Linked DNA regions of Homo sapiens: all the other regions are linked to region 1. A link is a contact called in ENCODE Hi-C data. All regions are on one chromosome and are shown on one strand. Each heading gives the region's core, a stretch centred on a gene start or an enhancer-like site at or near the end of the contact. The rest is flanking DNA. Distances are from core to core; before and after follow the strand shown. Region 1 holds the start of CCSAP (centriole, cilia and spindle associated protein). Region 2 holds the start of SPRTN (SprT-like N-terminal domain). Region 3 holds the start of ARV1 (ARV1 fatty acid homeostasis modulator). Region 4 holds the start of ARF1 (ARF GTPase 1).

What was found. A loop is a pair of places that touch in the nucleus more often than their neighbours do. Pooled maps may share reads with other maps.
Region 2: a loop to region 1 is called in a pooled map, with 6 times the contacts of the local background. The contact joins the promoter of SPRTN here to the promoter of CCSAP in region 1. A Hi-C loop is called at or near these places in 6 of 50 pooled maps.
Region 3: a loop to region 1 is called in a map of B cell, with 11 times the contacts of the local background. The contact joins the promoter of ARV1 here to the promoter of CCSAP in region 1. A Hi-C loop is called at or near these places in 3 of 168 maps with a recorded cell type or tissue (B cell and naive thymus-derived CD4-positive, alpha-beta T cell), 1 of 37 single-sample maps with no recorded cell type and 8 of 50 pooled maps.
Region 4: a loop to region 1 is called in a pooled map, with 8 times the contacts of the local background. The contact joins the promoter of ARF1 here to the promoter of CCSAP in region 1. A Hi-C loop is called at or near these places in 9 of 50 pooled maps.

Annotation. Positions count from the first base shown.
Region 1 is chr1:229,339,638-229,346,294 of GRCh38, forward strand. CCSAP (centriole, cilia and spindle associated protein) reads right to left here and starts at 3,410. Exons shown (of 4, transcript NM_145257.5): 1 at 3,275-3,410; 2 at 2,462-2,876. The coding sequence starts at 2,828. RefSeq lists silencers at 2,459-2,658, 2,859-3,718, 4,565-4,859.
Region 2 is chr1:231,334,999-231,341,655 of GRCh38, forward strand. SPRTN (SprT-like N-terminal domain) reads left to right here and starts at 3,295. Exons shown (of 5, transcript NM_032018.7): 1 at 3,295-3,606; 2 at 4,771-4,870. The coding sequence starts at 3,386. EXOC8 (exocyst complex component 8) reads right to left here and starts at 2,854. Exons shown (of 1, transcript NM_175876.5): 1 at 1-2,854. The coding sequence starts at 2,747. The coding sequence ends at 570. RefSeq lists enhancers at 2,156-3,031, 2,579-2,628, 2,669-2,728, 3,032-3,906, 3,309-3,508 and 1 more and silencers at 2,289-2,458, 4,530-4,579.
Region 3 is chr1:230,976,481-230,983,137 of GRCh38, forward strand. It overlaps ARV1 (ARV1 fatty acid homeostasis modulator), which reads left to right and starts at 2,614. Exons shown (of 6, transcript NM_022786.3): 1 at 2,614-2,799. The coding sequence starts at 2,626. TTC13 (tetratricopeptide repeat domain 13) reads right to left here and starts at 2,381. Exons shown (of 23, transcript NM_024525.5): 1 at 2,080-2,381. The coding sequence starts at 2,350. RefSeq lists silencers at 1,696-1,985, 2,006-2,265 and an enhancer at 2,546-2,845.
Region 4 is chr1:228,078,540-228,085,196 of GRCh38, forward strand. ARF1 (ARF GTPase 1) reads left to right here and starts at 4,169. Exons shown (of 5, transcript NM_001658.4): 1 at 4,169-4,226. RefSeq lists silencers at 3,466-3,595, 3,606-4,425, 4,456-4,555.

The DNA.
Region 1 (6,657 bases), core at 2,160-4,659:
CAGGCAGCAGCCCACAGGAGCAGCAGCCAGCCCAGACAGAAGTAGGTCAGGGGCCCTGGGAGAGGCATCTTAAGATGACAAGAGTGATAGTGAACCTGATGTGTTGGTTGTATTGTGAAAGAAAAAAGGGAATCATGGGAAATAGTATGGGTCAGCTTTGAGTAACTTTTTCCATGGGCACAATACGGTACATACTAATTATGAATCCAACAAACTCTATGAGGACTGTATTGTGCAGGTGTGGAGATGGGCCGTGTGTGTGTGGGTGAGGAGAGCAGTAAAAAAGAATTAAAGTCAATAGATAATGTTAAAAACTGAAAAAAAACAATCACATGTCAATAAAAGCCATGTTACTTGGAGATACAGAAATAAATACCAAAGGAAAAACCAGGGTGTTATGTATGGCATAGGGCTGATGTGCTTTTGTAATAAGTCAGACAGAACTACGTGATTCTATGTGCATCTATGGCTTCAGGGAAAGTAAAAAATTTTATATTTTATAGAAACTCAAAAGAGTGCTCATTGCACTAGTATTTAAAACCATCCACTTAAAAACCAGGATATTTAATCTTGTGCAAGCAACACAGGAGTCAAGAGGGCCTTACGGGTAGGAGCAAAACAAAAGATGCTGCGATTGAGTCCTGAAAGCAGAAAACATCCTTTCTTCTTCCTGATGCCTAAACCAGAAACGTTAGCAGGGAAGAAATAACTGAGAGGACGCTATATTTAAGGAAACCAAAATAATCATGAACTCAGAGCTTACCTGAGCTGGTAAATACAGGCACCATCCATATCACAACGCTGCCTAAAAATTGTATTTATATTGCATGCAAATATTTGACAACTCCATCACAAACAATAAAAGATCGGGGAGAGAAAAGCCATTTAGCCTGATAAAGTACATCTCAATTTAGCTAGCAGATCAGTACCCACAGGAATAATCTGGAAGGCATGTTCCCTACCCCCTCCACCTTCTGTTATTTGCATTTCTAGCAGTGATCACTGAAGCATCAGGATTTGTGGGGATTCACAAGTAACATCATGATGGGAGGAGGCAGCCCTGCCTCCGATGATGAGCTGAAAATAGCTGAAGATGGTAAAACCAAGAGCAAAGCAACCCGGCTCATAGCCGAAATTTCATCTCCTCCTCAGCCTCTCACAGAGAAGCCAGGAAGAGTCTGATTGGCTTGCAATCGGGTAAACAAAAATAAACACATAAATGAATAAAGTCACTGATCCTGAGCTTCCGTTTTTTCATCTATAAAACTGAGATTAGGGCCGGGCATGGTGGCTCACTCCTGTAATCCCAACACTTTGGGAGGCCGAGGCGGGCGGATCACGAGGTGAGGAGTTTGAGACCAGCCTGACCAACATGGTGAAACCCCGTCTCCACTAAAAATACAAAAATTAGCCGGGCGTGGTGGCGCGTGCCTGTAATCCCAGCTACTCGGGAGGCTGAGGCAGGAGAATGACGTGAATCCGGGAGGCAGAGGTTGCAGTGAGCCGAGATCGCGCCACTGCGCTCCAGCCTGGGCCACAGAGCGAGACTCCGTCTCAAAAAAAAAAAAAAAAAAAGATTACAACATGGTCTCTTTTGGGATTGTTTTGAATATTAAATGACAACATACATATTCCCAGATCAGTGACTGAATGTCTAACAGGCTCCCAATACATTTTCCATGTTTTCCTCACTCGAGCCTTTTTAAAATCCAGTGATCTGGAAGGAACCATTGGTTACTCCAGGCTGTACTGAGGCGTTCAACTGGGTCCCCAGCCCTGCAAGCCTCTGGGCAGGAAAGAAGGTGAAGGGGCCATGCCTTGAAAACACGCGCAGCGCCACCGGCGCTTTCGGATCTGGACAGGCGAGGGAGGATGGGGAGGGACGGAAGGGGAGAGGCCCTAGCACTTATAAAGATGCTCTCACAGCCAAGTTATTCAACACTCCACGTAAACAAATGCAAAATATTCTTTAGGGACAGCGTAGCGAGGTCGGGGAGTTAATACGGAAAACAATGGCCCCATTCATCAGACAAAGCTTAGCTCTGTGGTTCTTAACCTTTTGGGTTACCTTTGAGAATCTGATTAAAGCTGGGGCTCCTCTGATCAAAAATGGGCGCCTAGAAATAAGCAGATGGGACTCAGTGGTTCGCCAAGAAATAAGATGGGATTCAGAGGTTTGCCAAGCCGCAGAGGCCCGCGAGGAAAGACCCCAGACTCAGCCAGCGGCGCTTCAATTGAGTTCACCGCTGGCTCGACCGAAAGCCACCTAATTAAGGAAATAAAGGGTGGCAAAGGCTGCCACCTTCCCTATTTTGTCAAGAGAGACGGATTCTGTCAACCGAAAAAAAAAAAAGGAAGAGCCAGCCCCGAGTGGCGCAAGAAATAAGAGATCAGCTGCTCAGAGCTTAGAGCAAACCGTCCCTGCGTGCAGGCCCCTCGCGCTCCCCTCCGGGCCGGGTACCTGGCAGAGCCGCGTCCTCCGCGTCCTCGGCCTCCGCGTCCCCGGCCTCCGCGTCCTGCTCCTCCGGGGCCCCGCGCGCCCGCCGTTCCGCCTCCTCCTGGGTCGCCGGCTCTACGGGCGGCGGGGGCGAGGGCGGGGCGCACCGGGGTGCGGGGCCCCCGGCGCCCGACGACTCTGACGACGCCGAGTCCTCCGAGGAGCCGGCCGGGCCCCAGTCGTCCCAGAGCCAGGGCGCGTGCGCCTGCTCCAGCAGCCGGCGGCCTAGGCGGTAGTGCAGCAGCTCGCGGTAGCACGGCCCGTACTCCTCCCAGCGCGGCTCCTGGTAGCGCTTCATGTACTCGCTCTTCACCCCGCTCCCCGGGGACATGGTGCCGTCCGCCGCCTCGAGCGCCAGCCGCTCCTCGCTGCCCGCAGCCTACGGGACCCGGTACACGACACAGAGGCCGCCCCGCCCCTCCGCCGGCCCTGCCCGCCGCGACGTTTAAACCCGGAGCCCCGCCCGGACGGGAGCAGGGGGCGGGTCCCGGCGAGGGCGGGGAGGGGGCGGGGCGGGGGCGGCCTCACCCGGCGGCCGGGACCAAGAGCAGAGGCGGGGACCGGGGCTGCTGGGGTCGAGGGGCGCGCCGCCGAGGAGGGCTGCTCAGTGGGCGGAAGGCAGGGAGGCTGCGGGCTGGGGCGAGGGGACCGCAGGAGACTGGGGCTGAGCGGGAGGAGGAGCGAGGGAGGGGAGCGGCGGGGCCCGTGATCGGGTGGTCCTGGGGTCTCCGGAGGCGTCCCCTGAGCTAGGCGTGCGGTCCCGCGGGGCTGCCTTACCTCCTTCCCGCCGCGCCCGGCCGATCCTCTGCGCCCAGGCCCGAGGCGCGCGTGGCGCAGCAGCTAAAGCGCAGCTCGCTCTCCCGCGCGCTTTCCTCCTGAGCAAGATGTCGCCGCGGCGGCCCGCGCTCCAGCTGCAGGCGGGAGGCGGTGGCGCCGCCTCAGTCCCGGAGCCTCCACGCGCGCTCCCGGCCCCCGGGCCTCCGCCCGCTCCGTGGGGGCGGCTGCTTCCGTAGAGAGCGCGAGGCGCGGGGGTGCGGGCGTGCCTGCCAGTCCGAGGGGCCCAGGCCCAGGTCCCTGGCCCACTTATTTGAGGTGCCCGTCCACCCTGGTCCCAGCAGACGCTGTCCCAGGCACGCGTCACTCTGCAGGAGTCGTCAGTTAGGGGCAAGAGATGATCCCTCCAGATATGCAGCCCCCCCAGGCTGCGGCCGGGGGCGACACTCTCTGTCCTCACTCGAAACCTACCGGTTCTTCCTCTCTGTGTTCACAACACCTGTTACTCTGGCTTTAACTCCCTTTTATATCTACACTCCCCAAATTCTTTTAGATTTTGATCAAAACCATTTCACTCGCTCAGAGATTCGTTTGCACATAAAAGCTTGACAGATTAACTTACGTTGTGCAGAAGTATACAAAGTTGTCCCATTTGTTACAGTTTCAAAAGTGGCCCCACACTCTTTTCCCTTTTTACACATAAAACCTTCACAGATCCAGTTACTTTGTGCAGAAGTATACAACGTTGCCCCATTTGTTACAGTTTCAAAAGTGGCCCCGCACTGTTTTCCCTTTTTGCTCATAAAACCTCCACAGATCCGGCTGAGCGCTGTGGCTCACGCCTGTAATCCCAGCATTTTGGGAGGCCGAGGCGGGTGGCTCACGAGGTCAGGAGATCGAGACCATCCTGGCTAACACAGTGAAACCCCATCTCTACTAAAAAAATAAAAATAAAAAGAATTAGCCCGGCGTGGTGGTGAACGGCTGTAGTCCCAGCTACTCGGGAGCCTGAGGCAGGAGAATGGCGTGAACCCGGGAGGCGGAGCTTGCAGTGAGCCTAGATTGCGCCACTGCACTCCAGCCTGGGCGACAGAGCAAGACTCCGTCTCAAAAAAAATAAAAAATAAAAAATAAAAACCTTCACAGATCCAGTTACATTGTACAGAAGAATACAACGTTGCCCCATTTGTTACAGTTTCAGAAGTGGTCCTGCACTATTTTCCCTTTCTTAAAAAAAGAGCCTTGATACAGTAGCTGCAAAAAGATTTGAAAGGAAAAAACTTTTGGAAAATCTAAATATATATATAGCAGTTAAAAAGCAAGCCCAGGCCGTGAGTAGCGCTCACGGCTTCCACGTCAGGATTCCCACGAATTCACCTACTTTCTACGTGTCCGCATCCTGCCTCCCACCACCACCGCCCACCTCATCATAGCTAAATGATTCAGAGGCGGCTACTGGCCCAAATGGGGCGGGTCAGACCGTCTGCTCTGAAAACTTGAAGTTACTAGTCCAATCATTAGCACGGGATTGTGTTAATGGCAGTTTTCTGGACGGAAACTCCAGGATACCCTGCTGCTAATGAGTCCGCGGACGCCATGATTTCTCCCCTTCCCAACTTTATTTTCTGTTCCTTGACTTACATTAGGGACATTCTAATGCACTTTCCTTTTGTTTAAGCTGGCTGGGGTTGGTTTCTGATGTTTGCAACCAAAGTAGCCTTAATAAAGATTGAATAAGGTGGGGAAATGGTTATATGTAGTTCTATGGGACATGCAGGACACCATCGGTTTCAGCTTTTGCTGCATAATTCACTCCAAAACTCAGTGGTTTAAAACAGCTAAGATTTATTATTTCTTATGATTCTGAGGGTTAGCTGGGCAGTTCCTCCGCAGTTGGATTCTGATGGAGAGACAGCAGGGCTGGAAGTTTCAAGATGACCTCCTGATATAGTTGGGATAATTCCTCCAAATCTGAAGTTGAAATTGATCCCCAATGTTGGAGGTGGGGCCTAGTGGGAAGTGTGTGGGTCATGGGGGCAGATCCCTCATGCATGGCTTGGTGCCATTCTTCAGTAACGAGTGAGTTCTCACTCTTTTAGTTTGCATGAGAGCTTGTTGTTCAAAAAGAGCCTGGCATGTCCTCCTCTCTCTCTCTCACTCCCTTTCTCTCTCCATGTGACATGACAGCTCCCCTTCCCCTTCCACCATGATTGGAAGCTCCCTGAGGCCTCACCAGAAGCAGATGCTGACACTGTGCTTCCTGTATAGCCTGCAGAACCATGAGCCAAATAAACCTGTTTTATTTATAAATTACCCAGCCTCCGGTATTCCTTTATAACAGCACAAAACAAACTAGTACACCTCCCTTACATAACTGGCAGTGGGGTGGGCTGTGGGCTGGGCCGTCTTGGTCACATCCTCCAGAAGCCTGGACTGGCATCTCAAGGTCATATACATCTCCTGCTGCATTCTCACGTTCAAAGAAATCACAAGGCTAAGAGTCAAGGGAGAGAAATGAACTTCCCTTCTGCATAAGAGGAGCAGCAAATTCACATTCCAAAAGGGATTGCATACCGGGTGAAGGAATTTGCGGGCATATTTTACAATCTTCAACACAACACACACACACACACACACACACAAATATAAGGGCACTCTGGGAGGCCAAGGCAGGCGGATCACCTGAGGTCAGGAGTTCAAGACCAACCTGGCCAACATGGCGAAACCTCATTTTTACTAAAAATACAAAAATTAGCTGGACTTGGTGGTGCATGCTTGTAGTCCCAGCTACTCCGGAGGCTGACAGGAGAATTACTTGAACCTGAGAGGCAGAGGTAAGCTGAGATCATACCACTGCACTCTAACCTGAGCGACTGCACCCTATTTACAAGAGAGGCTTGCAAATATCTGGCTTTTCTAGGTTCTACACTGGCATGGGAATTCATAAAAAGTGTCAAGTAGATAGCGGATGTCTCCTGAGTATGTTTGTATTTGGAAGGGGCAGTCGGGGGCTGGGGACGGGGGGAGAGAGAGGGAGAGAGAACAGCACCATCCAGAGACAAATGGGAAGGAGAGGGCAGTGGATGGAAGGAGCACTGTGTGGGAGGAGTGGGTACAGAGCACGTGAATTGGGGAGGAGTCAGGAGGAGTGGGTACACAGCATGTGAGTTGGAAGATCAGCTTTTTCTCAGAAGCAAGGAAGAGGGAAGTTGAGGAAGCCCTCGGAGGATGGCCTCCCCTGGCTCAGAAGAAGAAAATTATTGAGATAGGATGGGCTGGCAAGCTGAGGGAGTGATAGTGCCAGAGGCTTAGGGTGGAAGGGCTCCAAGAGGTTCAGCCACACCCCCCGAGAGGTGGACAGCCTTCATGTCCCTGTGAGGCTGCCT
Region 2 (6,657 bases), core at 2,045-4,544, 2.0 Mb after region 1:
ATAATATATACTGTGGGGAAAAAAAAAAAGAAGAAAGAAAAGACTAGCCTGGGCAACATGGCGAAACCCCATCTCTACAAAAAATACAAAAATTAGCTGGGTATGGTGGTGCCTGCCTGTGGTTCCTGCTACATGGGAGGCTGAGGTGGGAGGACTACCTGGGCCCGGGAGGTCAAGGCTGCAGTGAGTCGAGACTTTGCCACTGCACTCCAGCCTGTGCGACGGGGTGAGACCCTGTCTCAAAAAAAAAAAAGAAAAAAGAAAAGTTTTATCAAAGGATAAAACCGAAATGCTATAGTATATAGTGTGACCATAATTTCAGAAGAAGAGAATTAGCATAATTTAAAAGGATAGCTAGCATACTATACGTTTTAATAATTCCAGTATTTTTGTTACTTGGGCTTAATTTAACTTATTTTCCTCTTTTTGATTTTTGTATTTTTAAGAGGGCACTTTTAATTTTCAAGTTGTGTTTGAAACTATAGAGTATGCTAATACAACTTAATATAAATATAAATAATATATAAGCTCTCTCTCTGCATATATACACATATAAACAGACCCAAGCATTAGACCACTGATGTTGTACTTTCAGGATTCACACGAATAAGTCTAGATGCATTCCTCAGATCTTGGAGTTGCTTGGCAGGTTTCCCCACACCTTCTTCAAACCTTTTCTCCACCACAGGGAGGACTGTTTCATATAAAAAGGATGCATTCTGTCTGATAAAAGCTTTCTTCTCTGGATCCTGCTCACATCGAAGACTATAATCCACATGCTGAACAGCAACCAAAATGATTTCCACCAGGCTCTCCAAAAGTACCATGTGCAGCTCTGGGAAATACAGCTTCAGGGCCTCTTCCAAGAAGCCCATGGTCTGTTTGGTGAAAGCAACCACTGTGTAACTTAGGTTCACCCAGCAGTCATCCCCTGTGTACTGCTCAAAGTTACTTACCCCACAACTTTTCATCTCTTCTTTGAGCTTACCCAGGGCTTCTGGCGTCATCAAGTTCATCCTCCTCCACATCTCTTCAGAGTTGCGATGTTTAGTGGCTTCAATGATGATTTCTTTGTAACTGTGCAAGGCCCCTTGGATGTCTTTCACCAGAAGGGCATGGATGATGAAGGTGAGATCCAGTCCGATATCACCCAGTTGCTGGCAATGCTCCTTAGCCACTTTTACACACTCAGCTGCTGTAGAGAGGCTCTCCTTACTATCAAACACCTGCTTGCTAAAAGCATCCACGAACATGCCCATGGCTGATCTTGCCCAGACCACAAAGGCAGAGTAGCAGCCGCTGTCAGTGCCTGCAAAATCGATCTCAAATTCTCTTGCAGTCTCGAGAAGGCTGGTAAAGAAGACATGGCACAGCTTATGAATATAGAGTAAAGTGGCACCTTCGATGCGAAGCTGACGAATTGCAGTATGAACAGCGGCTGCCCTGTTTCTCAAAAATAGCTCACAGGCCTTCGTGCACTGGCCCAGCCGGATCAGTTGCGAAACTGCTCTGCGAGTAGCCTTCGGACCACCTCTCAGGGAACGATCTGGGGAGAGTTCGAAAACTAGCACCTCAGTGAGCTGTCGAACTCGCTCCTCCACTTTGGCCCTTAGTTCTTTTACAGGAGGTGGGCTAGGTTTATCTTCCAGGTAATGGTTCAATTTATCCAGCAGGTCAACCGCCCCTTCAAAGTCTCTCTGCGCAATGCAGACATCCAGGTCTTCAGGTAACTCCTGGATCCATTCCATGGAGAGGTCCACCTTCTCTTCCTCTACCTCAGGAACAGCTGGTTCTTCTTCTTCGTCATCCTCAAATGGGTTAGTGGCCTTGGAAGTCACTTGGGGTGGCCCTCGAGGGGCCGCTGCCTCCTCCTGCTCCCTTCGCCTTTTCTCACTGAGGGCCCTCTTGGTGTCCTCCAGCACTTCCAGCCACTCTCGTTTGATTTTAGCATTTTCGGCCTGGAAAATACGGCTCTCGGGGAACATAAGCAGCTTGAACATGTCCTTCATGGGCGGGTTGTCCTTGACATTGACTACGGCCAAACCATCTAGGGAATAGAGAGCGTTGTAGCGATACATCCCACGCCGCTGAGGCAGCCAGGTAGCCACCAACAAGCAATCGTTCATGAGAAAGCCGTGCACCCGCTGCAGTTGGGCCATGTGGTCCGCATCGTATTCCACTAGGTCCCCATTGTACACCAAGTACTGTCCCGGCGTCTCCAGCAGATGCCTGCAGCCTTCCACCTTCTCAAGCAGGGTGGTGAGAGTGCGCTGCTTTCCTTCCTCGCCTGGACCGGAGCCGTCGCGGGAGGCACCCCCGGGGGTGGAGAAAAAGCCGGCCTGGCCTCGGAGGTGGTCTCGGCCCCCCGCCCCACCGACTCCCTCCTCCCCTCCAGAGGCGGCGGCGGCTCCGGCGGCAGCAGCGGCAGGCAGCAACGTAAGCGGGATGCTCTCCAGGCTGCTTTTCTGCTCGGTCAGCAAATGGCTGAGCTGGTACATCTCGCTCTCCAGGTAGGAGATCTCGCGGGCCGTCTCTATGAACTGCCGGTAGTTCTGGTAGACGTTGCGCTTCAGGTTCTGCGCCGTCTCCTCCGCCAGCGCCTGGATGCGCTGCCGGTGCTCCTGGAGGTCCCGGTCCCCATCCGACTGCTGCGAGAGCTGCTTCACGTACAGCCGCGCCTCAAAACCCCCTGACTCCAGCTGCCGACGCAGGCGGCTCGCCCCACTGTCCGACATCGCCATCGCCATTTCTCTCCGGGTCTCACGCACTCACTGTCACTATCGGCGCCGCAGCCGCCGCGGCTGTCTAGACCCACCCAAGGCCAACCGAGCTCCTGGGCTGAGGAAGCAGGAATGGGAACGAGACGAGTACGCCTGCGCCGGGTCTGAGCGTCAGACACTGCGCCTGCGCAAGTGGGCCGAGCGCAGACATTGCGCCTGCGCAGCAATGCCATCGGTTAAAGCGCATGCGCAAGATGAGCTATTGCGGAAGTGAGGGGAGGGAGAGGCCGAGAGAAATTTCGGTACTGCGCATGAACCGAGCGTGACGTTGAGGTTTGAAATAACCGGCAAAGAGTAAAGGCTGAAACTAGCTTCCTGAAAGCTTCGTAGGGCCCGAGCCCTGTGAGCCCAGGTTCTGCGCCCACTAGGAGGTGTCATGCTGACTGCTTTTTTTAAAGCCCTAGAATCTTGGCTTCGGCGTTTGGGGTAAGCTCCGTTCTCGTTCTCAAGCGCGTTTCCGCGAACTCTCGCGGGATTGACGGGCCGTCTCGAGAGCCGGCATCTCCTAGGAGCTAGTCCTGGTCCTCGGCTAGGCGGCTTGGGGTCGCGGCGTAACTGGGGAGCCAGCCTGACGCCGGCGGACCCCGCCTGTGATCCTGGCAACGATGGATGATGACTTGATGTTGGCACTGCGGCTTCAGGAGGAGTGGAACTTGCAGGAGGCGGAGCGCGATCATGCCCAGGAGTCCCTGTCGCTAGTGGACGCGTCGTGGGAGTTGGTGGACCCCACACCGGACTTGCAGGCACTGTTTGTTCAGTTTAACGACCAATTCTTCTGGGGCCAGCTGGAGGCCGTCGAGGTGAAGTGGAGCGTGCGAATGACCCTGTGAGTTCCGAGCCCCGCTGGGGAAAGAGGCGGGACTGGCAGCTTTCCTGCAGCCCCCGGCCCTGGTTTTCTCTCCTTTCTCTAGTCCGACGGTCCCAGGGGGCGTTAAATGAGGGGAGTCTGGTTTTGGACCTGGCAATTCCTGCCTCGGCGTGTTTCTGTCTTCCTTACCTTTTCTCCCACTCGAACAATAAGAAAGCTGTGTAGACCACACCGCCACGGTTGGACTCAGGGCCGTAACAAAAAAGAGATTTTTATTTGAATCTCACTTCACTTGAAAATAACAAGTTCCTGATTTGCCTTATGATAGTGCTGTAGGACCCAGAAGGGAGAAGCAACCAAATCTGCACCTAAGAAAGTGCTGAGGACGCAGAGTAACTGCCAAAGGATGTGTGTTCTCCTCCTCTATTCCCGTTAGGAAACCCACTTTAGTTAGCTCGTGTGTTGCATTGGGGATCTTCAGTGATGCTTTTAAAACGATTCTTTTTCTACACGCTAAATTTCAGAAATCCCTATTTGAAATAATAATCTACTCCTGCACGTGAACAGGGTTAAGTTTAAGATACAGTTGTATCCCAGCATGCTTGTTTTTGAGTTGATAGAAAACAACCTACTGTCAAACAAATTAAGATATGATATTAAATTGTGTTTAAAGTACCAATTTCCTTTATACAGGCGTCTGTTATGATTTTGGAGATATGCTACTGGAGATATCTGCTTGTTAATAACACCGAACTGTAACTTGTCGGAAGGAGACTGGGAGTAGCAGAATAGGATTGCCTTTGAGCTGTTGCAGCCTAGCTAGGGCAAGGGGAGCTGCAGTTGGGCCATGTGGTCCGCATCGTATTCCACTAGGTCCCCGTTGTACACCAGGTACGGTCCTGGCGTCTCTAGCAGGTGCCTGCAGCCTTCCACCTTCTCAAGCAGGGTGGTGAGAGCACGCTGCTTTCCTTCCTTGCCCGGCGGGGATCGGAGCCATCGCGGGAGGCGCCCGCGGGGGTTGTAACTAATTAATTAGGTGAAATGCAAGTATCTGCTAACCAAGGGGGGTATACTTTCATGAAAGCCATCTGCCAACTGAGTTAGTGTGAACTGCCCAAGAATGTGTAAGGACTTGGGCATATTTGGCCAATGTAACACATTTTTATGGTGATTGTTTTCTAGGTGTGCTGGGATATGCAGCTATGAAGGGAAGGGTGGAATGTGTTCCATCCGTCTCAGCGAACCCCTTTTGAAGTTGAGGCCAAGAAAGGATCTTGTAGAGGTATTTTTCGTGTAAACTTGCTTCCTAGCGCAGTAATTTACAAATACTTGTCAATGATTTAGACTGCTGTGAATTCGCCTGTATGTATCGTTAAAAAAAGTCACTTTGCCCTCAGTGAAAGCTTGAATTATGGGGCAAACAATAATGAACACCTTATGTTTTTTATAGTGCTTCATAGTAAAAAAAAAAAAAACAAAAAAAAGGCTTCTAGGGGCCGGGCACGCTGGCTCACGCCTGTAATCCCGACACTTTGGGAGGCCGAGGCGGGCGGATCACGAGGTCAGAAGATCAAAAACATCCTAGCCAACACGGTGAAACCCCGTCTCTACAAAAAAAAAAATACAGAAAATTAGCCGGGCGTGGTGGCCGGCGCCTGTAGTCCCAGCTACTCGGGAGGCTGAGGCAGGAGAATGGCATGAACTGAGGAGGCGGAGCTTGCAATGAGCCGAGATCGCGCCACTGCACTCCAGCCTGGGTGACAGAGCAAGACTCTGTCTCAAAAAAATAAAAGCCTTCTAGGTATATTATCTGTTTTGATTTTACAACAGCCCTGTTTATGTTCATGTGTTGCTGTTTTCATTTTTATGAGTAAAGAAATTAAGGTTCAGAGAGGTTAAGTAACTGGCTTAAGTTACTTATTTAGAAACAGAGAAAACAGGATCCACATGTTCCTGTTGAGAAACACAAATTTTGATTCTCCTCAGTTGGGCTGCAACACTGCTGTGCTCTCAGGACACCTAGCTGAGCTGGCAGCACAAACCAGTGTGAGGGCACGCTTCACATTTAGAGCTGGTACTTACTTCTGCTAGCAGAATGGAGCAGTGGGAGCTGAGGCAGGAGGATCTCTTGAACCCGGGAGGCGGAGGTTGCAGTGAGCCGAGACCGTACCATTGCATTCCAGCCTGGGCAACAAGAGCGAAACTCTGTCTCAAAAAAAAAAAGAAAGAATTATCTGTACAAAAGAGCACAGTGGTAGTTTCTGAGCATGGGGTGGGAAGCATGTTAAAACATGCTTGGAGATGAGAGATGCTGTTTTTAAGGATAATAAAAGGCAATGGATTACATAACAGTGTGAATATACTCAACACTGAACTGTACACATAAAAATGGGTAAGTTGGGGAATTTTGTTAATTTTTTTTACCACAGTTTGTTTAAAAAGTAGCTACTAAATGTAAAGTGGTACAGTAGAAATACTTGATTAATGAAAAAGAACAGAGCTCAGATGATAAAGAGAAAGGTAGGTGTAAACAAAATATCAGTTAAATGTAAGTGGACTAAACACTCCATTAAATACATGGAATGGCATGCTAGATTAAAAGAGACATGCTTACAGTAAAGACACACTTATTTTAAGTTTAAAAGGATGAGGAAAAGTAATCATCCAAACACTTAAAAGCAGAAAACTATTGTGGCTATAAGGTTGAGTACTCATTATCCAAAGTGGGACCAGAAGTGTTTCAGATTTTTTTTTTTTTTACTTTGGAATATTTGCATTATACTTACTGGTTGAGCTTCCCTAATCCAAAAGTCCCAAATCTGAAATGGCTTTAGTGAGCATTTCCTTAGAACTTAACCTTTAATCATCTTGTAAGTGCTCAAAAAGTTTTAGATTTTGGAGCATTTCAGATTTTGGATTGTCAAATTAGGGATGTTCAACCAGTATTAGTATCAGACTAAAGACTTCAAGGGAAGAAGTTTTACTAGAGGAAAAGTGGGATATTTTATAATAATAAAATAATCTATTAAGCAACAATACATAATCTCTCCAAAAGTAATAACATAACTT
Region 3 (6,657 bases), core at 1,364-3,863, 1.6 Mb after region 1:
CAGCCAGGAAAGCTGAGGGAAACAGCTGGAGCTCCAAGTAGTTGATTCTGGAAATGACTTCTTGGGTGACCACAGCGGCAGCTGCCCCACTTTAGCACCTGTTGGTAGCTACTCACACAGCCAGGGGAGGTGATCTGAAAGACTCAGGTCGTTCATTTGCAACAGTAAATTTTAAATTCCAAGCTAGAAAAAATAAGTACTACATGGGAGAGAGAAAAAGAAGGTAGAAACATCTAAATAAATTATGTTTACAGCTTCATGATACAGTGTTCATCCTCCAGGGAAATATCGTAATACAAGTCAGAGCTGGCTTGAACAGGGTTCTTAAATACTGGTGGTTAGCCTGATGCCAAAGAATCAAATAAGCCACCAACATCAATGATACCAATAGATATCATAGTATTAATCGATACATACCTTCTACTGTCTAAACGCTGGGGCTCCTTTAGCCAGTGAGCACCACATGAGCAAAGGAGAAAGGGAAATTTACCCAACATGCACCATATGCAAGTAAATACTTCAGATGTGGTTTGCCTACCTACAACCACTTAATGGTTAGGACAAAGGCTTTGTCTGGAGCCCGACTTCATGGGTTCCTCCTTTGGCAGCTGTGGGATCTCAAGAAGATGACAATTTCACTATGTTTCAGTTTGTTCATCTGAGAAAATGAGCCACCATCTAATGAGGTGGTTATTGTTTTTCTGATAGACTAATATACTAGGCTCATAGACCTAAAGCACTTATAACAGCACCTGGCATACAGCAAGCACTCAATATATGTCGGCTACTTCTCATTTCCCTCACAGCACCCTCGTGAGGAAAATAAAACCCCACAATTAGGTGAACAGTGTTTTCCACTTACAGAGGAGGCATTTTACAAAGACAGGTAATTCACTTGCTCAGAGATACAGAAAGTGACAGAGGTAAGTAAATGCCATTCTTTCTCCACCGTGCAAGGCTGGCCGTGTTACTTACGCCGTTACCAGCTAAGGCCTACCGCAAAATAAAAAAGTCACAAACCTCTCAGTGAGTGACACTTCCTCAAGGAAGTCAGACTGTACTAAAAGGAAATCAGATTGTGCTAATCTTGACGTCTCATCTCAACTAAAAAAAAAAGGTATTGTTTTCCCAGGTACACAATGCCGAAGAAAACCACTGCCAAGTCTTAAAAGCAACCATCTCCCAGTGGGTTCGGTAGACCCCGGTCCTTCCCAAAGCAAGCCATAAGGGAACTCACATAGAGAAGGGGGAAAGAGAAAGGGAGGAGATTGATGGGTAAAAAGACCCACGACAGAACTTCAAAACAAAAAAATGTACACACGTATTTTGTCCCAGAGGCATCTGCTATGATTTATTAAACTGAAGCCAATAGCGCCCATTCTTAATGAATGAGCTGGCGTAGCTCCAATACACACACGGCACTGACACACAGGCTCAAGGCCTGCAGGGGCCTTTTTTCCCTCTGGGAGACACCTGACAGATCGCAGGTTGATCTTAAACAACTGGAAGCAAGATGTCAACGAGCAGATAAGATGGGCTTGCTCTTTTTTTCCATTCCAGGGATCCAATTTTTAGGAACTGTTGTATACGAGACATTAACCCGGGAGGTCAGGAAGCCTGATTTCCAGGCCTAAGATGTGCCAGGCGTCTCCCTCCGGGGGCGGGCTCCGCAAGCCGCCGGGCTGGTTGCTCGTCCGCCCGCCCCTCCCTCGCCCCTTCGGCATCCTCGGGAGGCCGGCGGCGGGAACAGGGCTGCCCCGGGCCACCTGCCATCTCCTCCGCCACCCTTCCAACAGTTGCTTCAGACTCAGGAGAGAGGCCGCCCTGGCCCCAGGAGCATGCTGTCAGCTCATTTCTCGACTCGCCGCCCTGCCCAAAGGCGGCTGCAGGAGGGCGCGCGGCGGCGTGGGTGGCAGCGGCGGGAAGCTGCCCGCCAGGACCCCTGGCCGAGCCGGCTCCCGCGGATCGCGCGCCGCAGCCGGAGGCGTGAGGCCCGGGCGACCCGTACCCCGGCCCGGGACCCCAGCCCCGCTGCCCCGCCGCCCCGGCCGACTCGGACGCCCGCCGCCGCCCACTCACCGCCGCACTCGGCAGAGTACTGGTCCCCCCAGTCCCCGGACTGCGGGCTGCAGCCGCCGCCGCCCGCCGGGGCCTCCTGCTGCTGCCGGTGCTGCAGCTCCTGCTTGAGCAGGGAGAGCGGCGAGTAGTGCTCGGTGGCCAGGGCGCCTGGCCGCAGCCCGGCGGACAGGACCCCCAGCAGCAGCAGCAGCAGGACACGCCGGGCGGCGCCCGCGGCGGCCACAGCGCCGCCCCAGAAGCAGCAGCAGCAGCAGCAGCCGGCAGGTGCCATCTTCCCTCAAGGCGCATGCGCGACAGCCCTTGCCCGGCTCTCAGGCCTCCCCGCCTCTAACCTACGGCGGGCAGGTGGACCGTGGCAAGGGGGCGGGACAAGGGGAGAAGCATTGTGTGCTGGGAATGGTAGTCCCAGCTCGGCCAGCCCGGGGCCGCCTTGCCGGTGCCGGGACTACGAATCCCAATAAGCCCGCGCGGCGCAAGTCTTCCGGTCTGGCGTCTGACGTCTTACCCTCCACAGAATCGGAAGTTCTGGACTGCAGTTGAGTGGAAATGGGCAACGGCGGGCGGAGCGGCCTGCAGCAGGGGAAGGGGAACGTGGATGGGGTGGCAGCGACTCCTACTGCTGCCTCGGCCTCCTGCCAGTACAGGTGCATCGAATGCAACCAGGAGGCCAAAGAGTTGTACCGAGACTATAACCACGGTGTGCTGAAGATAACCATCTGTGTGAGTTGTCAGGTGTGGGGTGCCCTTGAGAAGAAAATGGCGCGGCGGGATTTGGGGACCGCGAGGAGCAGGGTCCTCTGATACAGTCTTTAGTTCGGTAGTTGACATTCCCGCCCGGGATCTTTGCATGAATATCTGTACTGATAGAGAACTCAGCTACCCGACAGCGCTTTTCTCATACTGGGGCATATTTGGGTGATATGACCTAAGCCGGCGAACGGACCGGACCGACAGACAGAGGTAGATGTGGGCATTTTGCAGAGAAATTTAAAGATCAATTAGGTTGACATTTTGGTTCATGCCAAAGCTACTTCCTTCTAGCTCTTCTCCCTTTGACAGAGAGATGGTACCATCCTTACCCTCCACAACCCATGTTGAATTCACCTACGATGCTTTTTAAAGGTTTCATCAATTGTCGTTATTGGATGTCTACGGTGTACAAAGCACTATGCTAGACGTTGGTGGTACAAAACCCAAAAGTGAGGAAGTAAAAATTCTCATTTCAAGGTGTTCGTAGAATACCTTGAACTTTCTGATGATTTTCCATCTCAGAGTTAAGGCCCGAATCCCTGAACTGGCTTATAAGGCCCTATGGAGTCTCCTGCTACTCTTTCCCTTCTTTATTTTACGGCAGAGAGAATAATCTTATGTTTAAAGAGTCTACAAAGTTGGAGGTTCTTTGGGGGTATTAATTAGCAAAGAACCTGTCACAGAATAGACAGTACATTTTTGTCCCATTTCAGATCTTGTGATTTTCTAATCTCTTTAGTAAATTATGGTCTGTAGTAATATACAAGAGAATTGACAAACTGAGTGTATACCTGTATAATCTGCCAACCACATAACGTTCTGATGCATACAACCTCAATTTCCTGTTCCTCTCTCAAGTACTTTCCCTCTTTTGTCAAAATGTCAACCCTTGTTAAATCCAACATATTGCCTGGTCTTGTCCCTGTACCCATGCAGCAGTACGTTGCTGGGGAAAAACAAATTTGTGACGATTAACCTCATATAGGCCTTTCATGATTTCTGGCAATCTTATTTCGGTTTTTTTTTTCTTTCTTTCTTTCTTTTTGAGATAGAGTTTCCCTCTGTCACCCAGGCTGGAGTGCAGTGGGGCACTCTCAGCTCACTAAAACCTCTGCCTCCCAAGTTCAAGCAATTCTCCTGCCTCAGCCTCCCAAGTAGCTGGGATTACAGGCCTGCACCACCACGCCGGGCTAATTTTTGTATTTTTAGTAGAGACCAGGTTTCACCATGTTGACCAGGCTGGTCTTGAACTGACCTCAAATGATCCACCCACCTCGGCCTCCCAAAGTGCTGGGGTTACAGGCATGAGCCACTGCGAAAACAGAAGAGAACTTCCACCAGGTTTGCAACAACATAAACCCAATACTAGCATTTGTTATTTCTTTACTGTACTGTCTTCTTCTGCCTTCTGCTGGATCATTCCCACCAGCATGCATACTGTTACTTCTTCCATCAAAAAAAAAAAAAAAACCAACACCACCAACAAAATACACTTGCTGCCACTTCCCCCTTTAGCTTCTGCTCTTTTTCTTCTTAATTAGAAAGCAGACCTTCTAAGATATGTTTGTACTGTCTATTTCCTTTCCTAGTTTCTCTTGAACCTGCTTTAGTCACATTCCCACCCGCATTTCATTAGAAACTGTTCTTGTTAAGATCACCACTTCCACTTTGCTAAATCCAGTAGTCGATTCTCAGTTAATGATCAGCAGCATTTTACCTCATTACTTCCTCCTCCTTGAAATGCTGTGTGCGCTTCCCAGGATTCAGTGCTCTTCTTATTGTCTTCTTACTTCACTGGCTGTTACCCCTCAATCTCCTTTCTGCTTTTGCTTCACCTCCCTTACCTCTTAATCATGGTGTATTCCAACGCATAGTCATCGTGCCTCTTTCTGTCTGCATGCTTTCCCTTGAAGAGCTCATTCTGTCTCATGGCTTTAAATACCGTCAAAATTTTGACAATTTCCAAATTTATATTTCTACCCTGAACCTCTTCCCTGAACTCCAGACTTAAATGTCCAACTACCTACTTGACTTCTCCACTTGGATTTCAATAGACAGCTCAAATATACCCATCACAGTTAATGGCAACTTTACCATTTTAACTCCTAAGACCAAGAAACCTTGGTGTCATCCCTATTTCTACTCTTCCTCTCACATCCCATATTCAGGTATTCAGCAAATCCTGTTCTGTCTTCAAATTATGTTCAGAATCCACTACTTCTCACTACTCCTGCTGCTACAATCCTCATCCAAGCCACCATGATGTCTACCTGAACTATTGTTGTAACTCCTATCTGGTCTCCCTACATCATCCTTGTACCTCTTCAGTCTTCTCTCCACACAGTAGCCAGGGACTGATCCTTTAAAAATGTAATTTAGATCATATCATCTCTTTGACCAAAACTTTCTGATGATTTTCCATCTCAGAGTTAAGGCCTGAATCCCTGAACTGGCTTATAAGGCCCTATGGAGTCTCCTGCTACTCTTTCCCTTCTTTATTTTACCGGCAGTCCCGCTGGCATCCTGGTGTTTCTCAGACCAGGCAGGTTCCTTCCTCAAGGCCTTTGCACAATGCCTGGAGCACTCTTCTATCAGGTATCTGCGTGACTAATTCCCTTACCTCCTTCAAACATCTCAGAGAGTCTACTCTGACTACCCTATTGAAAAGTATGATATGCTTCCCAGCTTTATCTTTCTCTATAGCACCTATCTTCTTGTAATCTTGTATATAATTGACTTAATGTTGTGTGTCTTCTCCTACTGGAAAGTAAGCTACACAAGGACAGACATTCTCTCTGTTTTATTCATTAATGTAGCTGTATCACCCAGAACAGCGACTGACATTTAGTAGCCACTCAGTAAATGTCTGTTGAATAAATGTATCACTTCCAGGTTTTTAGATTAGCATATGCTTGGCCATCCAGGTAGGAGGAAGAGAACAAGATCTTATATGTGGTCTAAACTTAATAACTTTTGGACTGGTCCAATTAAATGGTCAGTTTGGAAGATGATAACCACATAACTGAATATGGTCTGAAGAAAAGCTGGTATTTGTATATGCATTTTAGTTAGTAGTCTTCAATAATACAAAAAATCTCTTTTTGTTGGCATTAAGCTAACAAAATCCCTTTGCTAAACAGCAGGTGTTTATTTTGTTTATGGAAAGGCAAAATAATTATTGGATAGCTGTTTAGGTCAACATTCACTTACCCCCTCCCCTTTGTTCCCTAACATGATACTCTTTCTCCCAAGAGATGGACTTTGGAGTTATATTTGGAATATTGAATGGTGGCACAGTACTTTATGGATTCGTTATTGTCCACAGTCATTCCATAATGAGACAGAGTGTCTAATGGCCTTGTCGCTATCATGCTAATGCATACTAAACTTTAGGCCATAATAGCACGACTCAGGGAAAATCATTTTGTTGATGCCAGACTAAAAAATTAAACCATGAAGCAATGAATTATTTTAAAGGCCCTCCAACCTCTGAGATACAAAAAGTAAGAAGTTTTTAAACATTAGACCATGTGTTGTGACATAATCTCCAGAGTTTCTAAGTGGTTACTCATATATACTTTGGTCTCTTCCCTGCCGAACTTGGAGTCAGCAAGATCCTCAGCCTGATCGCCCACGTGTATTTTTCATCCCAATCTCCTTTCCTTTTGCTCTGCTTGTTTCTTCACTGCCATTCCTCCCAGCTTGCCTTTCTGTGTTTCTCTGACTTTCCTCTAATATATCATGTGTCCCTTGCTTTTAACCAATCCTGCTGCTTCAGCTCTTCACAATTTATTATAAGTACGCTTAAAGATACAGTACTTTCGGCCT
Region 4 (6,657 bases), core at 2,919-5,418, 1.3 Mb before region 1:
TTTCCCAGTTCAATACCAGCCCAAGCAACAAAGCAATACCTTGTCTTTAAAAATAAAAATAAAAAAGAGAGAAAATATTTACAGATTTCATGCAACAGCTCTGAGATGAAAAGTTCTGATATTTCAGCAACAAAAACCACAGGTATTGCTAATACTGCTTTTGGGGAATGCTGCTTGCATTTAAGATGGGAGGAAATGCTAAATGTCACTCAGAGGTTAAGAAGAGCCAAGATGTGCTTTTCTGCAATCCCTCCCCAGGGTGCTCACCTCACCGGCTCCCCATTTGTCCACCCAGGCATGACAATAGGCTGGAACCAGAGAGAAAACAGTCCTTTCCCTGAGAAGCCAGCCTGCCTGGGAAAACAAGGTCCCCTGAGAGCTAGTCCAGGGGAGGGACATGTGCAGCTCTAGGCTTTCATCTGAGGTTTGGAGGGCTGGCAGGAGATGGGGAAACTGAGGCCGGAGTGAATATAAGGGGAAACAGGTGATGCTTTAAAAGGACCAGAAATCAGACGACTGTGAGCAAACTCCCTGGAGTTCACGGAACTCAACTGTAATTTCCTAAGCCACTGTGTAGTGCAGGCAAGCCGCTGGGACCCTCACCACTGGCCACCGGCTTCCCGAATGACCCCAGACCCCAGCCCAGGCCCAGAAGGCAGGGCAGGGCCACCCTGAGCTGGGAGGTGGGGGCTTCTCCCAGGGCCCATGCAGTCAGCATAGCCGTAATAATTCCTGTGGCGTGCTCCAGGTCCTGTGGTGTGACCAGCCAGAGGGTAGGCTTTGGGTAGGGGTCTGGGGAAGAAGGAAACAGGGCCAGGCAGAGGGGACAGCAGGGTCCTATCCCCACCTCACCCCCCAGAGAAGTCTTTAAGGGTATGAGTTCTTCCTGCCACAGGTCTTAGAGGTTGAGTGTTTGGACTAAGCCCTGAGCGTGAGGAGGAAGTACTGACTCTGGTGGAGGCAGCGCCACCCTGCAGAACACCCTGGCATCTTGCAGTGTGATTCTCCAGCTTTAGCCCACCTAGAGTCTCCCAACAGAGAGAGCGGGCAGAGCAACCATGTTGGAGACAGAGTGGGGCAGGATATCCAGAGAGGTGAACTCTGTCCTGGGATGCCTGGTGTAGTAGTGAGCTCCCCATCACTGGAGGAATCCAAGATAACATTGCAGTCTGCAGAGGCACCAAAGTGCTTGTTCCCCAAGAGGGAGGGCAGGGCTGGGGAAAGAGTAAAGGTGTTGGCAATAAGCAGACTTGGGCATGGAGTAGTCAAGCTCCAGAGGGGTTCCATCCTAGCTGTGTGACATCAGGTACGTGTGAGACCTCTCTGAACATCTGTGGCCTGGCTCAAATGCCGCACACTTCATAGCCCTGCACTCAGAGGTTGACCAAAGTGCCTGCCAGGCCTGAGGTGGGCTGGGGTCCCCTTCACCTAGCCACAATGGCTGCCTACTAGGTCTCCCACATGGGTATTCCTGCTCCTTTGCCCCAGACAGCCCATCTGTCCTTCCAGCCACCTTCCCTAGGAGGCCAGCCCGTTCTGTTGTTTGGCATCCCTGTCTCTGACCTGGTTCTCGGGTGCAGCCACCCCCAGAGGAGAGAAGCCCAGCCCAACCTGAGCTGGCGTCTTTGAGACTGACAATGGAGGCGGCCACGAAGGCTGGAGGGTCCCTGCCCAGCCTGGCCCCCAAACCCCTCCCTCCAGTCAGCTCATCCCACCCCTCTTGGCTAAACCTCATCTGATCCCAGGGACCTCAGAGGAGAGAGAAAGGGATCCCTACTCCCTAGGCAGCGTTGGGGGAGCACCTGGGCCTCAATTACCCCAGGAACTCACTGCCTGACACTTCTTAACTCCCTAGTGGGTCTCCTTCCAGGGGCAGAAATCTGGGTGTGACTACCTGGGCTCCCCTGCGCCTGTTTGGCCTGAAGACATCATCTTTGCCCCGGTGGTGGTGGGGAGCCCAAACCAGGAGCACAGAATCAGCAGGAAGGGACTTTTTATTATTATTATTTTCAGACAGGGTCTCACTCTGTCACCCAGGCTGGAGTGCAGTGGCACAGTCCTACTAGGTCACTGTAACCTTGAACTTCTGGGCCCAAGCGATCCTCCCACCTCAGCCTCCCAAGTAGCTGGGACTACAGGTGTGTGCCACCACACCTGGCTATCTTTGTAAAATTTTTGTAGAGATTATGTTGCCCAGGCTGGGGAAGGTACATTTCTTAACCCTAGGGCTGGCTATACAGGAATCCATTTTATTACTTTTTAAACTGTGCATGTATCTGACATACACTCTTTCCTGTCTGCATTTTTTCACATTAAAAAATATATATTTTAAAGGGGCCAGGCACGGTGGCTCACACTTGTAATCCCAGCACCTTGGGAGGCCGAGGCGGGTGGATCACCTGAGGTCAGGAGTTCGAGACCAGCCATGGCCAACATGGTGAAACCCTGTCTCCACTAAAAATACAAAAATTAGCTGGGCATAGGGGCAGGCGCCTGTAATCCCAGCTACTTGGGAGGCTGAGGCAGGAGAATTGCTTGAACCCGGGAGGCGGAGATTGCAGTGAGCCAAGATTGTGTCACTGCACTCCAGTATGGGCGACAGAGCAAGACTCCATCTCAAAAATAAATAAATAAATAAAAAGTATTTTAAAGGAAGGGGAGGCAGGCTCTGGTTCCCACACAATCCCCGCTCAGTGACCCTGGAGCCACCCCTGGCCACGCTCTGCCAGCAGAGAACCAAAGCCAGGTCCCTTCAGCCCTAAAGAGGCCATAACCACATGTAACCCCCGTGAAATGTCCGCACATGGCCCCGCTCTGGCTGAGCAGGGAGAGGCAGCACAACCAGAAGGTTCCACAGGCATCCACAACCCTCCCTGGGGCTTTCCAAGAGTATCTGAGATGCCTGTAGGGTGGGAGACGTCCTTCCCCTAAACAGACAACCCTGCCACAGCTTCACAGAGGTGAGATTTCGGAAGGGAGCCCCAGGCAGAAAAAGGGACTAAATTTGGGGGCAGGAGGGTCACCGCTTTTGGGGACCTTCGTAGCCCCCGCAGGTGCAGCCCTGGGGGAGAGATCTGCCCATCGCAGCCTCCAGAGGCAGTGAGGACGCCCTGCCCAAGGGGCAAGCAACGTAGGTGATGGGGGCAGCAAAGGGGCGCAGGAGGCCTGGGCCAGGCCCAGTGATCCCACCCCTCAGGCCCTGCCCCCGGGCCTCGGCCTGCACAAATCAGGTTGATTCCCGACCTCCACAATACCCAGGGCACTGTGCTGCAGGGACACTTTCCCACAAGCCCAACCCCTCACAGCAGCACAAGGGAAGAGGCAAGAAGACCTGAGGGTGGTGGGCAGAGCCAGGCCTCCAGCACACGGAACACAGAGGGACTGCAACGGTCCTCTGTTCAGGTGCCTGAGAGCGGGATCTCCTCCGCCTCAACTGGATCTCAGCTTAAAGGCCAGCTCATTAGAGACCACTGTGACCTCCCTTCTGGGCGGCCGTCCCCAACCCTGGGCCCCACCCCCACGGCCCCCGCCTCACCCCGGGGTCCCCAGGCCACCTCCTCCTTTGCTTCATCTGCGGCCAGCTCCCCGGCGTCTGCTCCGGGCCCAGGTATGAGCCCGCGCGTCACTGCGGCCGCCGGGGCGCCGAGGCCAGTGCGGGGACACAGCAAGCCTCCCGCCTTCGGACCTTCCGCCGTGGCCCCGCGAGTGCCACAGGTTTCCACAGGGCCGGGGCACGTGGACCCGCGCAGCCTGGGAGCCAGGAACCCCAACCCCGGCGAGGGGCGCCTCGCACCCCCGTCCTCACGCAGTCCCCGAGGCCTCCCGGTGACTGCCGGGTGTGGGAGGAGGAAGGTGGCAACCAGCCCCGCAGCTCCAGTTGCTGCAGGAGCCCCCCGGGCCTCAGTCTCCAAATACGCCAAACGGGCGGGAGTGAGCCACAGGCTGTCTTCGCGGAAGACTCACAGGCGCAGGCGCAGACGGGTGCGCGCCCCTAGGGTGCGCGCGAGCTAAGACCGCGGCCCGGGGCAGGGTGTCCCCGGCCCCGCCCCCTGCAGCCCTACCGGAGCCAGCGCGCCTGCGTCGCGGGCGCACGGTGGGCGGAGTTCCCGGCGTCTCCGCCCCTTACCCGGCGTGCCCCGCGCCCGGAGGCGCTGACGTGGCCGCCGTCAGAGCCGCCATCTTGTGGGAGCAAAACCAACGCCTGGCTCGGAGCAGCAGCCTCTGAGGTGAGGGCGAGGGGCGCGGGCCGGTGTGGGCCGCAGAGACGTTGGAGCCGGCGGGGGCTGGGGACTGGCCTCGGGGCGACTTGAGGTTCGCGAAGGGCACGTCGACCCCCGCGGCGGCGGCGGCGACAGGGCCGGGCCGGGGGCGGACGCAGACGGGCCGGGCTGAGGCTGGGGCCCGGCCGGAGTCGGGGCTGGGCGGACGGGCGGGTCGGTGAGCTCCTCGCACCCCTCACAGGTTCCCGAAGTCGCTCGCGGCCGCTTGTCCTCCTCTGCCTGTCCCTGCCCCCGCCCGTCGCCCGGAAGTCCGCTTGGACGCCGGGCTCTTCTCCAGGAAACCTGGGCTTCCTGCTTCCCTCGCCTCTGCCTTTCTCGTTTCCCGAGGCCGCCCGCGCGTGGACGGTTGGGATTAGCGGCCGCGGGGGCCGGTGGGGGTCGTGGGGCCTCCCCCACCCGAGTACAGGCGAGCGAGCGGCATCCGGGCGGACCCCCGCCTCGGGGACCGGGAAACTGAGGCTCGGGCGGCCTGAGACGCCGTCAAGGTCATGTAGGTGGTGGGGGCTTGCATCTTCGCCTCCCGACTCCATCCAGTTCGTGTTTGCTGTGAAGACGGTACCGGGTCAGGGGTGGTGAGAGCGGGCGGGCAGGTGGACAGGAACCCCGTGCCCTTCCCTGTCTGCTGAACGGAATGCGTGGACCTCCGGGGGAGCCCAGAGTGCCTCCCTTCACACCAGTGAGACGCAATTTGGGGTCAGCACTCAGGGCACCGGTGGCCTCCAGAGGGCCGGTCGATCTTCGCTTTAACTCCAGGGTGGTTTCCTTGACGTTGTCGGCAGTAGATAAGAAGGCCTCTTCTGAGCTGGTGAATCTTTAACCTACCTGAATCTTTAACCTGCCTGCGGAACGACCTGCTCGCAGACTCTAGGCCGCAGAGGCCGGCCCCAGCGCTCTCTCGGAGCACAGCCTGGGTGGTTACGGCGTGTGAGATTGGGGCTGGACAGCCGTGCGCACCTAGAGTGTTAAATAACCATTCCGACGGCACCTCCTGGCACTCCCTTTCAGTCCAGGCAGCCAGTTGCTGCTTTGCAGGAATTGAGCAGAAATGCACTCGGAATCGCGGGCAGGAAAAGAAGGGAGGTCGGAGGCTTTGGATGGTCCCCGAAGTCGCCGCCTAGTTGAGAGCTGTAGAGTTGGTGCCACTGCCCCTGTTGGAGTGGGCAGTTGTAGTTCTTGTTTCAGAACTAGTGGTCAGCAGTTTTCTTTGCCGGCTGTTGCAAGGCTGGTGGTTCTGGCGTTTTCCGCAGTGTGTTGGGAGGAGTGTGAGATGCCGCGGTGCAGTTGTGTGCGGCCCCTGTGGCCCTCTGCTGTTGCGTTAGCCATTGTCTAACACGTGTGACCGCATGGATGGTGTCCTCATTTAATTTGAATTTTCACCAGCACTGCCTAGGTAGCCAGAACCATAAGGTCCTGAAATGCCGTACTATTAGCTGGGTCCAAAATTGAGAAGAATTGAGTAGTGTAAATGTTAGTCACACATCTCATTGGACACATTGTTAGAGTGTGTTGTCCATGTTTTCACATGTTGGTAGACTGGAGAATAGCTGTCACTTGTCTTCAGGCGTATCTTGTTGAAAATAAATCCAAATCACTGCAGCAGTAGGAATATGCTGTTGCCTGTGAGGCAGATTTTCGGATTTGCTAGTTGAAAAAGATTTGAAACAGTTGGTTTGGACAACAGCTGAGTCACACAATGACTGTGAGTGAAAAGCAAAAACTGGTTCTGTGCCCCTCACAGTTCTGGTTTTGTACATCATGTGGTCTAGCTATGGGCTGTACCTCTTGCACAATATGGAGAGGACATTCAGACATCTTCAACTGCTCATCTGCCCCTACGGACCAGACAGGCTTGAAACTATAGGAAGATGCATTTGACCTTTCATTTTTCAGTTCAGTAGAATTTAATATGGACTGTCAGCCGCTGCGGTGATCATGGAAGTAGACCTAAGAGAAAAAAACTTGTGCAAGTTCACACGTGGAGTAGTATATGACCATGGTTTCAGAGAACTGAAGCAGTTCTTTTTAGATTCTTCAAATTAAATGTCTCCTTGGTGTATTTAAACCTGCTGTTACTCACAGGCCAGGCTCCACCAAGCTTTCCTACACACTTCTTCCTGAGCTGTGACCATTCTCCTGAGCAAGAGGCTGCAGCCAGCCTGGGCTGGCGGGCCCATACTGTCTCTCATAGGCATTCTCTCCCCTTGACCTTTCACCTCCGTAAATTCAAGAGGGTGAAAGGAAATAGAGTGCACTGTCAAAGATAATTGGGAGAGAAACACGAAAAGGCCTCGCAGTGGGGATCTTAAATTATGAGAACTTGTGTTTTCTGTGTTGTGCCTGCTCCTCATTGGCGTGGATGGTTGGTAGGGGCATTCTG